Regions from separate parts of the Homo sapiens genome. Here region 2 is linked to region 1. A link is an interaction called in ENCODE POLR2A ChIA-PET data of the cell type or tissue named here. Cell type or tissue: CD4-positive, alpha-beta T cell. All regions are shown on one strand.

Evidence for each region. Peaks named below come from ENCODE experiments on the same cell type or tissue, not always from the same donor. Only the 100,000 strongest peaks of a DNase experiment are listed, where the experiment ranks them.
Region 2: POLR2A ChIA-PET joins it to region 1 with 5 read pairs; 2 of 35 experiments call an interaction of 5 or more read pairs at or near these places.

What each region holds. Positions count from the first base shown.
Region 1 is chr2:2,189,348-2,193,347 of GRCh38, forward strand. All of the region lies in intron 2 of MYT1L (myelin transcription factor 1 like), which reads right to left. Among named protein-coding and RNA genes, the nearest start is that of MYT1L-AS1, 130 kb to the right of the region's middle. In CD4-positive, alpha-beta T cell, no CTCF peak of the experiment used is centred here; no DNase peak of the experiment used is centred here.
Region 2 is chr2:2,055,367-2,059,366 of GRCh38, forward strand. All of the region lies in intron 3 of MYT1L (myelin transcription factor 1 like), which reads right to left. Among named protein-coding and RNA genes, the nearest start is that of MYT1L-AS1, 260 kb to the right of the region's middle. In CD4-positive, alpha-beta T cell, no CTCF peak of the experiment used is centred here; a DNase peak (open chromatin) is centred at 1,915.

The DNA.
Region 1 (4,000 bases):
ATGCAACTACATCATCTGTGGGGTTGGATTATCTTCAAATGCTTCAGCCAAAACAACTTATGCAATATGTTAAGTGCAGAGGCAGATGAGAATTCAGCTGCTCTATTAAGACACGCATGAAAGACATTTGCTAAATGTGAAACAATGACGCTCTTTCAATAAATGTCTTTTTTATGGAAAATATTATTTTTCATAAATATATAATCACTTATATTAACAGGTACTGGGTTTTAAAAATATTTTTAATAACTAAAAAGCAAATAATGTTTTAAAATATCTTAGTTTTAATTGTTAATGTGGTAGCTATAACTTTCATGAACAAAATCTCTGCGAGGGCTTCAGACTATTAAGCCTATGAAGAGCCCTTGTAACTGAACCTGGTGAGAAGCAGCGTTCTCAGGACCTCACGGTGAGAAGCGCATTCTCAGGACCGCACGGGGAGAAGCTCGTTCTCAGGACCGCACGGGGAGAAGCAGGGTTCTCAGGACGGCACGGGGAGAAGCAGCGTTCTCAGGACCGCACGGGGAGAAGCTCGTTCTCAGGACCGCACGGGGAGAAGGAGCGTTCTCAGGACGCACGGGGAGAAGCGCCTTCTCGGGACCACACAGTTCCTTCTTTGTGTGCACACACCGAGCTCTCCCTTCCTCAGGGCCACTGCACAGCTGGTTTTTCTGAGAGGAAGCCCAGGTAACACCTCAGTGTTTCTCCTCTCTCCCATAGGGCTCATCCTTCGCTTTCTGTATTGGCCCTGCTGTTTTCCCATGTTTAGGGCCCTGATTTTTAATATTTTCTTAATTATTTATTTACTTTTCCTCTTATTGGAAGAAGGACGGGCACAGTGGCTCATGCCTGTAGTCCCAGCACTCTGGGAGGATGAGGCAGGCAGATCACTTGAGCTCAGGGATTTGAGACCAGCCAGGGTAACATGGTGAAACCCTGTCTCTACAAAAAATACAGAAATTAGCCAGGCAGTGGCACACGCCTGTAGTCCCAGCTACTCGGGAGGCTGAGGCAGGAGGATCACTTGAGCCTGGGAGGTCGAGGTTGCAGGGAGCCGAGATCACACCAGATGGTGTAATGAGAAGGAAACCAAACTGTCTGTATGCCTATTTTTTTTTTCCCAGCCTTTAGACTTCCTGGGGATCTGTCTCAGGCAGATGTTAATATTTCTGAGCTCCAGCCTGCTGGGCCACAGAGCAAGACCTGTTAAAAAAAAAAAAAAAAAAAAAAGAAGAAGAAAGCTCACAGAAGAAAGTACTTGTGTCCTGGATTCCTTCAGTATCACCACAGTGTCTACTGCATGGGGCACTTTTTAAACATCTCATAAATAAGTGAATGGATGAATGAATGAGATAACCTGTTCATACTCAGAATAGGTGATTGTAATAAATGTTCTGACTCTTCTGCCATGATCAAGCGTATGGCAGGTTCTTATGTGTCCAGGGTGGTGTTTTTAAGACAGAGTTTCACTCTTGTTTCCCAGGCTGGAGTGCAGTGGCACAATCTTGGCTCACCACAACCTCCACCTCCCAGGTTCAAGTGATTCTCCTGCCTCAGCCTCCCAAGTAGGTGGGATTACAGGCATGCACCACCACACCCAGGTAATTTTGTATTTTTAGTAGAGACAGGGTTTCTCCATGTTGGTCAGGCAGGTCTCAAACTCCCAACCTCAGGTGATCCTCCCGCCTCAACCTCCCAAAGTGCTGGGATTACAGGCGTGGGCCACCGCGCCTGGCTGTCCAGGTTGTTTTAAGTGAGGTCTTGCTTGAAGACGGCAGGGTGCACTGGTTATGTGTCAGGCAGAGGGAACTTCCAGAAGCCACCCCTAGGCATGGATGGAATGGCTCCCTTCCCAGCACAGGATGAAGGAGGGATGGGAATGGTTGAGTCTGAGAAGGCTGTGCCTGCTAGGATCCCTCTTAGGGCCAATGGCAAAGAGCCAGGTCGCAGGAGAGGATAACACTGGCAGGTCAGATTGGAGTTTTGCAAGTAAATACCATCTGCTTTTCATCAGGATTAGAGACTCAGGGAAAATGTCAGAACCATATCCATTATGAAGAACATGTGAGAGCACTCTGGGATGCATTTTTAAAAATCTGACTCGGAGTAAACACACAGGGTGCCAACCCGAAGCCGCCCATCCTCACTGCTCTACAGCAGGGACCTCAGCATCCTACAGGAAGCAGAATCCTTTCACATCCCCAGGGGAAGAAATGCTGGGAAAGTGCACTAATGCCATGAGCCTGGGACTGGTGTGCATGTGGACAGTTGGGTCAGGACGTCTGCAGGTGGTAGGGCTTCAGTAAATATGTATTAAAGCCAGCTACGTGTCAGTAAACCACAGCAGAATCAAGACCCTTTGAATATGTAGATGCAAATATACAGCCTGTGTGGGAATCGATTTATTTCCAACTCAAATTTTTCCTAAATCCCATTTACCATTTCTCATCCTTTTAAGCAGAAGATGGCCTAGAGGAAGAATCTTCAGGACATAGATTAGCCCAGGTTTTATGAATTCAGCGTTGCTGCACAACCTCCAGCATAGTTTGTTAATTTTTTCCTAAATATTTTTCAAAGTTGTACTCTGTAGCAGACCCTACGTTATCCATACAGATGAGATGACAGACTGCAGACGGCATCCTTGTCTGGAGGAAAGTAAGAGCCAATTAGTCCTACTGGAACCTGGCAGAAATCAGTCTCTTTCTAGAGGCCTCTCTGTGTTGGGGCACATCCTGGGCTGGGAGCTGGAATATTTGTCTTTAAATCTAGTTCTGGTGTGTACTTTGCCAGAACTTTCCCATAGATTGTGAATTTCTGAAATAGAAGGCTGACCTGAATCATCTTATACACTGTAAATATAGTTCAGATAAAACATGCGGTGCTGATGCACTCGGAGTGCAGTCTGGCGGAACACCATCTAGAATTCCACTCCTCCCTCCACACGTTACAGAGCAGTTGTAAGGGACAGTAAGGTAACACGTAAAGTTTCTAGGATAATGACTCAAATGCGCAGCTACAGCTTTGCTTCTTTTTTCTTTATCCTTTTATTCAGTGTTTCATGTTAGTTTCATTTTTTTTTTTTTTTCATATAGGATGATGCTTTCTAGCTTCCCTCTCTGAAAAGAAGTCTCATTATGAAAACATGCAGCAGAATATCTTAAACTTCCCAGTGCGTACAATACGGAGAGCGTCTGTTGGTCCTGGCAGTGGGTGGATATCGTCACATACTTAATTGTCATTCAGTGGCTGGCTCTGTTTTCTTTCTTCTCAAATGTCTGGCTGTTCATCTCTTCTTTCTGTCTCACCCAAATTTGAATTGATCCTAGCAGAGCACAAAGCCTCATCCAAGTGTCTCCACAGTCCCTCATTGTGAAGGAGGAGCTACCCTCTGGGGCTGGGAGGACTGCAATTGGGGGACGGTGATGGGAGCAGAGGCTGGGATTCACCACAGAATGGCCCCTCCTTTAGGGGAGGAGGGTGCAGTTGGCTTGGGAATCTAGCCAACGAGTCAAGGCTTGAGGACCTGTCTGTTAACCCTAACAAGTTGGGGATTCTGCTTTTCAAAGGCAGAACTACCAGTTCCATACTAAGGAATGTATACTCCCTGGCTCTTCAGGTTTTGTTTTTTTTCTTAAGACAGAGTCTCACTCTGTCACCCAGACTGGAGTGCAGTGGCGCAATTTCAACTCACTGCAACCTCTGCCTCCTGCCTCAGTGATTCTCCTGCCTCAGTGATTCTCCTGCCTCAGCCTCCCAAGTAGCTGGGATTATAGGTGCCCACCACCACGCCTGGCTATTTTTTATATTTTTAGTAGAGACGGGGTTTCACCATGTTGGCCAGGCTGGTCTCAATCTCCTGACCTCAGGTGATCCACCCACCTTGGCCTCCCAAAGTGCCAGGATTACAGGCATGAGACACCATGCCCGGAGACTCCAGATATAAAGTCAGTGTCTGGATTAGAAAATCATGTTGTCTTTCTGGACTTTGAAAATGAAAACA
Region 2 (4,000 bases), 130 kb before region 1:
AAAAAGCAAAACAAAATGCAACATCTTGGGTAATAATTTAAAATTTTTTATTTGTTATAGCTATAAAGCAACATCCAAATAGTGTTTAAAATGGGGCTTATGCATAAACTTCTGTGATTAATGTTTATATAGTAGGCACAGTTATTTCCAACACATTCTGAGCTATTACTTACTAAATTGACTAAGAAAGGTTGGAATGGTATTCGACATAGTGGTTTTATAAAAATGCAAGTTAATTCTCACCATTTGAAAGACAAAAAATAGACAAATTTAAATAAATCTTATAAACAAACCAACATAAAGCAAAACAAGTGATTGAGAAATAGTAGGATTGGACATTAATAATCAAAGCCACTCTAATATATTGCCAGTACTATGCTTAAAACAATCATAATATTTTGCTTTCATAAAATATTATTACGTTAATTTACACAATGACTTACTCTACTGGTAATCCTAAAAATTCATCTCTATCACTTTAAGCTTGTTAGCATGTTCTATAGATTCATCGTGTTGTCCATCGTTGTTTTGGGAAAAGTGTTTTTTCTATTCTTCAGTGTTCACAAAAGGTAACAAGGAGGAAGACCTGGAGACCATCAGGCCATTCCTGTGGGAGCAGCCGCAGTCCCAGTGCCTCAACGGCAGATATGACTGATCATTGTCAGGAGAGGGACAGGTTTTTCATTAAAGTGATAAGTATCTACAAAACAGAATTTTGTGGACAAAATGAAAGGTTTTATTTGGAGCGTGCTCTGTTCTCCAGGCGCACATTCACAAATCATGGAGTCAGGAGTGCCCTTCCCATTCCCAGGTGAAACAGCAAAGCACCTTCAGCCTCTCATCAGGGCTGCTTGTCCAAATACTCCAGTTTGGGTGCTCCTGGCTCCTTTCCTGGGTCCCTCAGGCTCTCCAGGCGTGAGGACACACCCTCACAAACATGAGAACCCCTCTTGGAGGAAGGGGAGTTAGAGTAATTGCTGGAGGTGAGACTACCTTTGTTCCAAGATGCATTCCCGTCTGGGAGTAATTTATGAGATGTAGATTTAAAAGCCACTGACAAATGAACTATAGGCTAAATGCCCTTGCAGGGTATATGATGCTGCTGCTTACTAAATGTGTGTGCACATCCATCCGTCCATCCATCCATCCATCCAACTACAGTGTGCTTTTAACAATAGGTCCTCACTAGGTAAAGATTCACAGAACAATTAGGTAAGGAGTGAGTGAGTCAGTGACCTCCTTTTCCCAGTTCTTCAGGTGCGGTAGGAAGGAATATGCACCCACGGTTCTGGCTGCTCACAGTTCCCTGTCACAGATGCTGCTTGTGATCACTGGTAATGGAATTCCCAGGATGAACTCTTAAACGGCATGTTTAGCAGGCAGCTTAGCTGCAAAACAAAAATAACAGCAGCCAGGCGGAAGCTCCTTGGGGCTCTCAGTCACACTCTGTTCTCAGCCAAAGTTTTGCTGGCCTTTCTCCTCATCCACCCTTCCTCTAATCTCCCAAATGAGAATGAGTGGGTTTTTCTTTACGGCATTTGTCATTATCTGGGATTATATCACACAGATTTTGGTTTTAAACTGTTTTGAGGTAACTGTAGATTCACATGCAGCTGGAAGAAAGAATACAGAGATCCCATGCACCCGTCTCAGTGTCCGCCAATGACAACATTTTGCAGAACCATAGCACATACAGGCAGAACGACATTGATTCCTCCCACCGATGTCCAGATTTCCTACTTCTCTTGTGTTCATATATGTGCATGCGATTTTAGCACCAGTGTAGGTTTCTGTGTCTATGACCACAGTCAACATGCAGATAACTATCACCGAAGGAGCAAGAGTTCCTCTGTGTCCTTTTATAGCCCCGCCCACATCCTGCCCTTTCATCACCAAGTCCACCCTCTTCCCTTTCATAGCCACGCCCAGCCTTTTCCTGTTCATCACCACGCCCACTCCCTGCCCTTTCACAGCCACGCCCAGCCTCTTCCTGTTCATCACCAAGTTCACTCCTTTCCCTTTCATAGCCACACTCACCCTTTTCCTGTTCAGAGCCACGCCCATCCTTTTCCTTTCATAACCATGACCACCCCATTGTCTTTCATTGCCACGTCCATCCCCCTTCCAATTAATAGCCACGCCCACTTCTGCCCTGCACATAGCCACCCCCACCATCTTTTTTCATAACCAAGCCCAGCCTCTTTCCTTTCAGAGCCACACCCATATTCCTTCCCTTTCAGAGCCAACTCTCCTACCCTGAACTCCTGGCAACCACTCATCAGTGTTTCCTGTCGTTTTGTTATTTCAAGAACGTTCTATAAATGAAGTCATACACTGTGCAAACCTTGCAGATTGGCTTTTCTTATTCAGCATAATTCTCTGGAGCTTCCATCTGGGTTGTATCAATAGTTTATTCTTTCTAATGGCTGAGTAGTATTCCATGGCATGGCTGTACACAGTTTAACTCTTCATGCTCTGGAGGCCATCTGGGCTATTTCCAGTTTTTGGCTACCATGAATAAAGCTTCTGTAAAGATGTGTGTGCAGGTTTTACTGTGAATGTACATTTCCATCTCTCTGGGATTAATGCCTGAGAGTGGGATAGCTGGGTCATACAGCAATTACATGGCTAGCTTTAAAAGAAAACGCCAAACTGGTGTGAGTGGCTATACCATTTCACTTTGCCTCGATCAATGTACCAGTGATTCAGTTTCTCATTGTCTTAGTCAAAATTTGGTGTTTTCTTTGTGTTTTATGTCACTCATTCTAGGTATGTAGTGACAGCTCATCATGGTTTTAACTGGCATTTGCCTAATAGTTGATGGAATTAAATATCTTTTCATGTACATTTAAATTTCATCTTTAGTGAACTATCTGCCCATGTCTTTTGCCCATTTTCTTACTACATTGTTTTAAATCGTTGAATTTGAGATTTCATTGTATATTCTAGATACTAGTTCTTTGATGAATATTTGATTTCTAAGTATTTTTGCTACCTTGTTGCTTGTCTTTTCGTTGTCTTAACAGAGTGTTTTGTAGAGCAAAAGTTTTAATTTTAGTGACATCCAATTCATCAATTTTCCCTTGTGGATTATGTGTGTGTATATACCTGTTTATGCATTCATGTTCTGTCTTTCCCCACGGAAAAGCTACATTCCATTATGGTAGACACTTTGCTATCTAACTTATTTGTAAATCACAAGAGTCTAGAATTGTGCCTGGCACACACTAATGATCAACAAATTTATGCTGAATGAATAAATAAATGAATAAACACTAATTTATTAGGTAAAAACATTTTAAGTAAGTCTTTTTTCTAACACTGGGGAATGATAACAGTAGTAAAAGTGGCATATTAACATTCTGCAAAATGATTTTAAATCCATTATTCTCTTGGGTTTTCATCATCCCCTGTGGGGAGGACAGTTCAGGTATGATTCTCTTACTTCAGAGATGAGCCCAGGGATGTGAGGCTCCTTCTCAGTGACATCTGTGTCTTGTTTCCACTCTAGTATGTTTCTGCCCAGGATTCCCTCAATATTTAGAAGCGATTGAGGATGATTAAAGAAAGTGTTCATTCATATGGGGGCAACAAAACTATAGATCTTACTACCTTCAAGTGGAATATGAATTGAAACCATACCTAAGTGTGACTGCAGTTTATATAAACTCAAGGACAATTGGGTCATGTCTGCTGTTTGAGAGAAGGAAGAATTCACTCAGTCTTATAGACACAGTGGTCTTGTTATTCCTCAAAAGGTCTGCGTGTCACCCACACTGGCGGGAACTGAATGGCCGTTCCCATTTCTCTGAACAAAGGGTGCCTGGCTGAGTGGGCCTGCAGTGGCCATAGCATCCCAGCTTCTTACTCTGGGTGAGGGCATCAACGGGGTCGCAACTGCTTTTCGCAGGATTGTTTTATTATTTCCAGTGACTTTCCATGAAAGCACATGCCATCTTGTCCCATGCAACACAAAACATGCAGGGCACCGCAGTAAGCA